Regions from separate parts of the Homo sapiens genome. Here region 2 is linked to region 1. A link is a loop called in an ENCODE intact Hi-C map of the cell type or tissue named here. Cell type or tissue: heart left ventricle. All regions are shown on one strand. Region 1 overlaps STK10 (serine/threonine kinase 10). Region 2 overlaps SH3PXD2B (SH3 and PX domains 2B).

Region 1 (4,000 bases):
GCCACCCCCTGCCACGCACACATACTTGCTTATTTGCCACCTGTATCCCCACTGGAACACACGCTCCATGAGGACAAGGTCTGGGTGGCTTCGTTCCCCAAGGCACTCCCAACACAGAGCTGGCATTCAGGAGGTGCCTGGGGAATACCCGCTGATGGACAAACAGCTGTCCATGCTGTTCCCTGGGCGGGGTGAGAACATGCCCAGCGTCCAGGTCACTGGTGAGTTCATTAGGCTCCACCCTTCAGGGAGCAGAGTGGGAGGGGAATCCACTCACCTCCAGCAGCTGCGCGGCACTGGGTCGGGTTTCTGGGTTCTTATCCAGGGCTATCTTCAGGAAGTCACGGAACTCTACAGACCTGGGAGGACAGGCGTCAGAGGTAAGCATGGAGGAGGCAAGAGCAGAGAGAAGCCCCCCACGTCACAGACTCCACTGTCCCAATCATGCCCCTCAAAGGACAGAGGAAACTTTCACAAGCTAAAACAGTGACAGGGCCTACACGACGCCCTTTTCATCATGGACACCACTGTCCAGATGGGGACCCAGACATCGGCGAGGAGCAGGGACGTGCCCAGGCCACGCAGTGAGGAGACTCAGCAGTGCCGGGATTTGAACCCAGGCCCCCGATGTCCCGCCCAGGGTGTGCCATGTGGCTCCTGCGGCTCAGCTGGGGCTCCTGTTCCCCAGTGGGAGCCAGCTTATTTGGGTGACTTGGTTTGCTCTGGTGAAGATCTCATGTCAAGTGCACAGAGGCAGCACGGTAGCTCACGCCTGTAATTCCAGCACTTTGGGAGGCCGAGGCAGACGGATCCCTTGAGGCCAGGAGTTCAAGACCAGCCTGGGCAACATAGGAGACCTTGTCTCTACAGAAAATTAGCCAGGCATGGTGGTGGGTGCCTGTACTCTCGGCTACAAGGGAGGCTGAGGTGTGAGGATCTCTTGAGCCTAGGAGGTCGAGGTTGCAGTGAGCTATGACTGCACCACTGTACTCCAGCCTGGGCAAAAGAGTGAGACCCTATCTCAAAAAAAAAAAAAAAAAGGAACACAAAGGGAAAAAGAGGCACGAAGGGCCCGGGGGGGCTCAGAAACGCCTGAAGACCCCCAGGCCCCAACCTCTCCTTTGGAGCTAGCAGCACCAGGAGAACGCTACCACTGCACCTCCCCAGCCCCGTCCACCACATATTCCAGCCCTAATCCCGGCGCAGGCACCCCGGCAGGTGGCCCTGCCCCTGCCCCTCACCACTTAGAGGGCGTGAGCAGCGTGGGAGGGTCCGACTTGGCGATCTTTAGCAGGACCCGCATGGGGTTGAGCTCGTGGTGTGGCGGCTCGATCTGGGCCATCTCAATCAGCGTGATGCCCAGGGACCAGATGTCGGCTTTGTAGTCGTAGGGCGTGTCTTTCATGGTCTCACACATGACCACCTCGGGGGCCATCCTGAACCAACCAAGGGACAACATAGGGCTAAGAATCTGGCCTTTACAGGTGCTTCTTGGACATTCAGGGTCAAGGGCCACCACGAGCCACTGTCGGGGTTGGCAGCACTCCCGAATCATGATCTGCGTGACTTTGCATCCCACTGTCTTCCTTAGGACGCTCTTCCACAGAAAAACGCCTCCACGCGGCTCCCCGCCACGTCCTGCTGCAGTTCCGATGCCTACCGCGAGATGGCAGCAGCAACCCGGAACACAGAGTCCTGGGGAGGGGGCGGGTGGGAGCGGAGGGGAAGGTGCGGAGCAAAAAAAAAGGGGCGTGGAGGTGGGTGGGCGAGAAGACACCAGCACAGAGAGGAGAAACAGGTATAAAAGGGGGGAGAGAGAGAGCAAGGGTGAGTAACAAGCAAGCAAGAAAGGAGCCCAAACTACACAATGGCAAGTAATGCACATGAAAAAATTGGAAACACGGCAAACAGAGAGTAGTCAGGCGTGAAATTGAGTGACAGTGTTTTGCTTTTAAAGTAATAGTTCTGGAAAAGAAGGAAACACGACAGACTACAGAAGTCCAGGGAGACTTCACATGACGGTAGGAATTGAACTTGTACTGTTCACCTTCACGGTCCCCATCCCCGGCCCTCAATACATACGTGGCGAATAAATCACGAACTGAATCCTGTTTTATGGATTCTAGTTCAGTTATTAATGGAGTGCCTTCTATGTGCACCATTTCATTTCATTCTCACAGTAGCCTTATTAAGTAGGGGCCATTATATCCCTAATTTTATGGATGAAGAAACTGACGCACGGGAAAGCTAAACAGCTTGTCCAAGGTCACACAGCTAGTAAGCCACGAGGCAGGGCGTGTAGCCCTTGTCTTCCGGCCCCTCTCTGTCTAAAGCGCCTGGTGGTCACCTTGGAGAGTTTTTACATCCAGTCCATTCCATTTCCAGAAGCTACACGACTCACCAGTAAGGCGTGCCGATGAAGGAATCTCGTTTCTGTAGAGTCTTCAGATTCTTGGCAGACACACCAAAGTCAGCTGCAAGACAAAATCTCAGCTAGCGTTTTCCACCCATAGCCCTGGGGTAAAAGCCGGGGATGTGGACTCAGGGGTACACATTCCAAGTCGACTAACAGATGCCATTTTCTATCTAGCAAATTAGAAAGCATTAAAAATGTAAGACTATCTGCTGCTGAGAGGAAGTACCGAGATGAACACTTTCCTCTCTACTAACGAGAGCCTGCACTGGCAGCAGCCTTCAGGAAAGCAATTTGGCAATAAATAGCAAGAACCTTTAAAATACCCATACCATTTTAATCCAGTAATTCCAAATCCAGGACTCTGCCCTAATGAAACAGTCTTAAATTTAAAAAAATGCATAATGATGTTAATCAAAATCCCATTATAATAACAGTGCCATTATAAAATTATAATAATAGTGACACACTGAAAACAACCATAATTGCTTGGCTATCAGGCAGTGATTTTAAAACTTTTTATATAGATTAAGAAAAATGGAGGCCAGGCAGGGTGGCTCACGCCTGTAATCCCAGTACTTTGGGAGGCTGAAACAGGCAGATCGCTTGAGGCTGGGAGTTGGAGATCAACCTGGCCAACGTGGCAAAACCCAGTCTCTACTAAAAATACAAAAATTAGCCAGGTGTGGTGGTGGACGCCTGTAATCCCAGATACTTGGGGGGCTGAGGCACAAAAATCGCTTGAACCCGGGAGGTGGAGGCTGCAGGGAGCTGCAATCGCACCACTGCGCTCCAGCCCAGGCAATAGAGTGAGACTGTCTCAAAAAAAAAAAAAAAAAAAAAATTAGCCAGGTGTGGTGGCATGTCCCTGCAGTCCCAATTACTTGGGAGGCTGAGGTGGGAGAATCACTTGAACCCAGGAGGCAGAGGCTGCAGTGAGCCAGGATTGTGCCACTGCACTCCAACCTGGGCGGTATTTATTACTATTTATTAATTTATTATTATTTTTTTGAGATGGAGTCTTGCTCTGTCACCCAGGCTGGAGTGCAGTGGCGCAATCTTGGCTCACTGTAACCTCCACCTCCCGGGTTCCAGCGATTCTTGTGCCTCAGCCTCCCAAGTAGATGACATTACAGGCATGTGCCGACATGCCCAGCTAATTTTTGTATTTTTAGTAGAGATGGAGTTTCACCACGTTGCCCAGGCTTGTCTTGAACTCCTAACCTCAGGTGGTCCACCAGCCTTGGCCTTCCAAAGTGCTGGGATTATAGGCGTGAGCCACTGCGCCCGGCCTTACTGATTACTATTTATATTACTGTAAAAGGTTAAGTGGGGAGAAGGGGGATACACAGTTGAATATACTGTCTGGTCAGAATCATGCCCCTCTCACTCCAAAAAGGGGAAAAATACACACTGAACTGACTTGGAGGAAATATACCACACTACTTAAATGGCTGTGTGTGGGTGGTGAGACTTCCACACCTTTGCTATGATAAAGTGTATTATTTGCAGGACTAGCAAAAATAAATGAACACTTTTTTTTTTTTTTCATGACAGAGTCCACTCTGTCACCCAAGCTGGAGTGCA
Region 2 (4,000 bases), 340 kb after region 1:
CCTAGACGATGATGAACTCAATGTGTACGTGTCATGATAGGATTGGTCCACTGGGGCCTCAACGTCAAAGCTGGGTACCCTGGTGAGGTAACGGAAGGGTTGCCGAGAAACAGGCCAACTAGGCTGGTCTAGGATACCTTCTTGACAATGCCCCAACCGAATCCAGCCTCATCCTCCCTTCCCGCTGAGCTTGGGGTCAGGACAAGGAGAAGAGAACTAGATAGGAATGTAAAGGGAGTATGCTCTCAGACCCTGGGGACAGCCACCTTTTAGGGGTGTCATAGGGGAGGAGAAGGGATTCCTCCATGAAATCACATGTGGTTTCTGAAGGCCAGATTCTGTGGGTACCCTTGGCCACTCCTGGACCCCTCCCTTGTTGGGCTCCTAATCTGCCAGAGACTAATCCCTGCCCCTGTCCCTATGTGAGCCCTATGTGGACTTCTTTGCCATCCTACACTGTCCTCTCTCCTGTAGAGAAAACTTGGGTAGTAAATAAAATGTAGACAATTTACCGTAATCACTAACAACATTTAAGAGTCTAGAATGTGCTTAATGTGCTCTATCTTAGCAATCCTATGAGGTCACACTACCCTATCATTTCCGTTCTGCAGTGGAGAAAGGTAAGGCCCAAGGAGGTTGGGTAACTTGTTCAACCTAGGAATCAAACAGGCTGACTGCACGGTCAGAGGTCTTAAAAACTGTCCATGTTTCCACCATCAGAGATGATGCTTTGGGCATGCTTCTTCTCAGACCCTTTTCCTATGCATAGAAATATTTTTCAAAATTATGATCACACTATATATATGATTTGGTTTTTTTCATTTGCATGAGATGGCGGTCATTTCTCCACTTCATCAAACATCCTTTGGACAAACCACTTTTAAAGATGCCTTTATAGTTCATTGTAAGGCTATATATATCATTTATTTAATCATGCCTCCAGTGATAAACATTTAGGCTACTTTGAACATTGTTTAAATTACCATACTGCTGAATATCCAAATATATAAATCTTTGGGAGAAAACAGCTACAAATTTTAAGGAGTACATCCTTAATTAGAGTCTGTTTCTTAATATGTGGTCATTCCAGATGGCCCGTGTCACATCATTTGAGGTTGCTTACTCAAAATGCACATCACTAGTCAGATAAATGATGATGATGATGATGGTAAAGATAATAATAACAGGTAATTTATTCAGCACTTCTACATGCCAGGAAGGGCTCTAAACCCTCTACATGAATAATCCACAGTGGATACTCTTGTTAGCCTCATTCTGTAGAAGAGGAAACTGAAGCACGGAGAGGTTCAGTCACTGACTCAAGATCACACATGGCAGAGCCAGGTCCAGCCCATGCCATCTGGCTCCCAAGTTCCACCTCTTCCACCCAGAGGGGTCTTTCATCTTTTTTTGGAGCCATGAATCTCTTTGGCATCTGAGGAAACCCACGGACCCCTTCTCAGAATGATTTAAAATGAGTAAAACACATAGATCCCAAATGAAACTAATGATACTGAATTATAGTTATCAAAATGTTTCAAAAAACAAAATTATGACTATATGTACGTTTTTATTAAAACCACAAATAACAGAACCTCGTGGTGGGTCTAATGACACCGTAACTTGGAAATAGTAAGGAGTATAGATGCTCTCCAGGCATCCACGCAACGACTGTCAAGTAAGATGAAAATAAGGGAATCGCTATTTGTGACAAAGTCACATGTATTACTACTATCACCGCGAGTTGCTGCCTTCATTCATCACAGAAGGCAATGCTAAATTTCAGTCGGAGGTTAGTGAAAATTAAGATTTAATTCTTCCCCTTCTACGTTCAAGGGCCCTCTGAATTCCACCCATGTAAAGAACCCCACTGCTAGTCAGCTTTCCCAGCCCCTGAACACCCCTTTGCTTTTGAACCCAGCTGACAGTGCACCTCTCTGTCCCAGCAGGAACGGGTACTCCAGGCCCTGTCGCAGCCCTTATCCTATGGAGATGCATTCTGAACAGATGGTGACCTCTGTGAGGACAAGACTGTGCTTGGTCATCTTAGCCTCTCTCTGGCTCTGGGCCAGACCTGGCCCAGGGCAGACAATAAACCCACATCTGTGGAACTGACTGGAAGCCAACAGTGGCCTGAAGCCACAGGCTGCTGATTCACACCTTGGCTGAGGAGGAGGAAATGGTGACGCCAACGCGTGGGTTCTAGCTTTCTTTGCCAGCACAGCGGGCGGGGGGCCATGCAATTCTGCTTAATTAAACAAAACAGAAAATACCATGCTTATGTGCTTGAAGGCAACTTTTCCATTCAGGACGGAGGTCGGGGCTGGGAAAGTGACTATCCCCTTATTACCAGTCAGTGATAGGCAGGGGAGCCAAAAGTGATCCTGGCAAACTGCTTCACCTTTCTAAGCCTCAGTTTCCACATTTGTGAAATGGGCTAATAACAGCATCCATGTAGCAGACATGTATTGTTTTTGCCTGTCCAAGCTCCATGCCCCCTTCTCCCAGCAACAGCGCCCTGAATCTCCTTCCACAACTATCCCTCTCACTACCAGTGATTTCAGTGGGACCGTCGATCTTAATATCCCACTCACACCTGGCCCATAGGGTCAGGTAATCCGGCTGGGCCAGTCAGAGTCTCTCCTGGATCTGGACTCTTGAGTGGCTAAAAGGTCTGAAAATGGATGGATCAGCTGCCTGCCTGGTGATGTCCTAATACCTACTGGAGTTCCCACTCCCTGGATGGCTCCAGCTGCCCACGTTCTTTCCAAGACTGGGTGCTGAGCTTTCCCCCTGATTCTGACAGCCCCACCTTTCCAATACATTCTGTTTGGCTTAAGTTAGCCAGGTCTGTTTCTGTCACATGCAATCCCAGAATCCTGACTAATACTCCTTATCTCACAGAGCTGCTATGTGGATTCAAAGACATAAAGCATGAAAAGCCTTGAGCACATAGTAAGCGCTTAGACAAATGATAGCTCTTCTATACTGTTAAGAATAAAAAATTACTATTGAATCTTGAGAACAAAACAAATTTGGAGTTATTTAATTGCCCTGGAATTTCAGGATTACTACTGGCTTGCAGAGTCCCCTCTAATAACCTTCCCTCTCTCCCTCCATCTCCACTGTCTGCACATGGCTCATTTGGACAGGGGCTCCTGGGTCTGTCTGTGCTCTGCTCCCTGGATTCACCCATGAAGGGCTCTTCTACCCACCCCTCAAGTTGGGGAAGTGCTTCTGAGCACCAGCTCCTCCCGCTACTCCAGTGACTGCCTCTGGCCCCGAGCCCTGGCCTCAGCCTTCGTGTGCTGTACTGGAGCTATGGCCTTCCTGGGGGGGGACCATGCCTTCTCTCCTGTGGTTCTCAGGTCAGCCAGGAGCCCCCAGGTCCTTCTGGCCCCTCTACCCACAGAGCTTCATCTCCATTATTCAAACCTCTTCTGCTTTTTCAAACACGCCATGTGCCAGGGTTTCCATTTCTTTGCCCTCCTGTTCTCTCTACCTGTAACTCCTTCACCCTTGCCCACTTGGCAGCATCCCTCCCATGCTTTGTGACTGGCCTCAGGTCACCTCTGCAGTGCTGCCTTCCCCAGGACCAGGTCCCCCAGAAGCCCAGGGCACCTGTCTGCCTGTCAGGACACTGACCTTCTTGAGGTCTCAATCCCTGCTTTGTCTATCCACATGTCATCTCTGTCGCCCAGGCTGGAGTGCAGTGGCGCAAACATGGCTCACTGCAGCCTCCATCTCCTGGGCTCAAGCGATCTTCCTGCCTCAGCCTCTCAAGTAGCTGGGATTGCAGGCGAGAATCATCACACCCAGCTAATTTTGTGGATTTTTAGTAGAGATGAGGTCTCACTATGTTCCCCAGGCTGGTATTGAACTCCTGGGCTCAAGCGATCTTCTCGCCTCAGCCTCCCAAGATGCTGGGATTACAGGCGTGAACTCCCATGCCCAGCCCTTATAATGAAGGCTTCTTGGTGGTGGTTGCTGTTTTTCCAAA

What was found. Hi-C counts contacts between places; a loop is a spot of excess contacts. Peaks named below come from ENCODE experiments on the same cell type or tissue, not always from the same donor. Only the 100,000 strongest peaks of a DNase experiment are listed, where the experiment ranks them.
Region 2: a loop joins it to region 1, with 3 times the contacts of the local background. A loop is called at or near these places in 12 of 110 quality-filtered maps.

Annotation. Positions count from the first base shown.
Region 1 is chr5:172,105,379-172,109,378 of GRCh38, forward strand. STK10 (serine/threonine kinase 10) reads right to left here. Exons shown (of 19, transcript NM_005990.4): 5 at 2,402-2,474; 6 at 1,242-1,436; 7 at 278-359. Among named protein-coding and RNA genes, the nearest start is that of STK10, 81 kb to the right of the region's middle. In heart left ventricle, CTCF peaks have their summits at 1,651 (motif pointing right) and 1,855; DNase peaks (open chromatin) are centred at 1,263 and 1,653; H3K4me3 peaks cover 1,107 bases.
Region 2 is chr5:172,441,553-172,445,552 of GRCh38, forward strand. All of the region lies in intron 1 of SH3PXD2B (SH3 and PX domains 2B), which reads right to left. Among named protein-coding and RNA genes, the nearest start is that of SH3PXD2B, 11 kb to the right of the region's middle. In heart left ventricle, no CTCF peak of the experiment used is centred here; a DNase peak (open chromatin) is centred at 2,149; H3K27ac peaks cover 1,467 bases.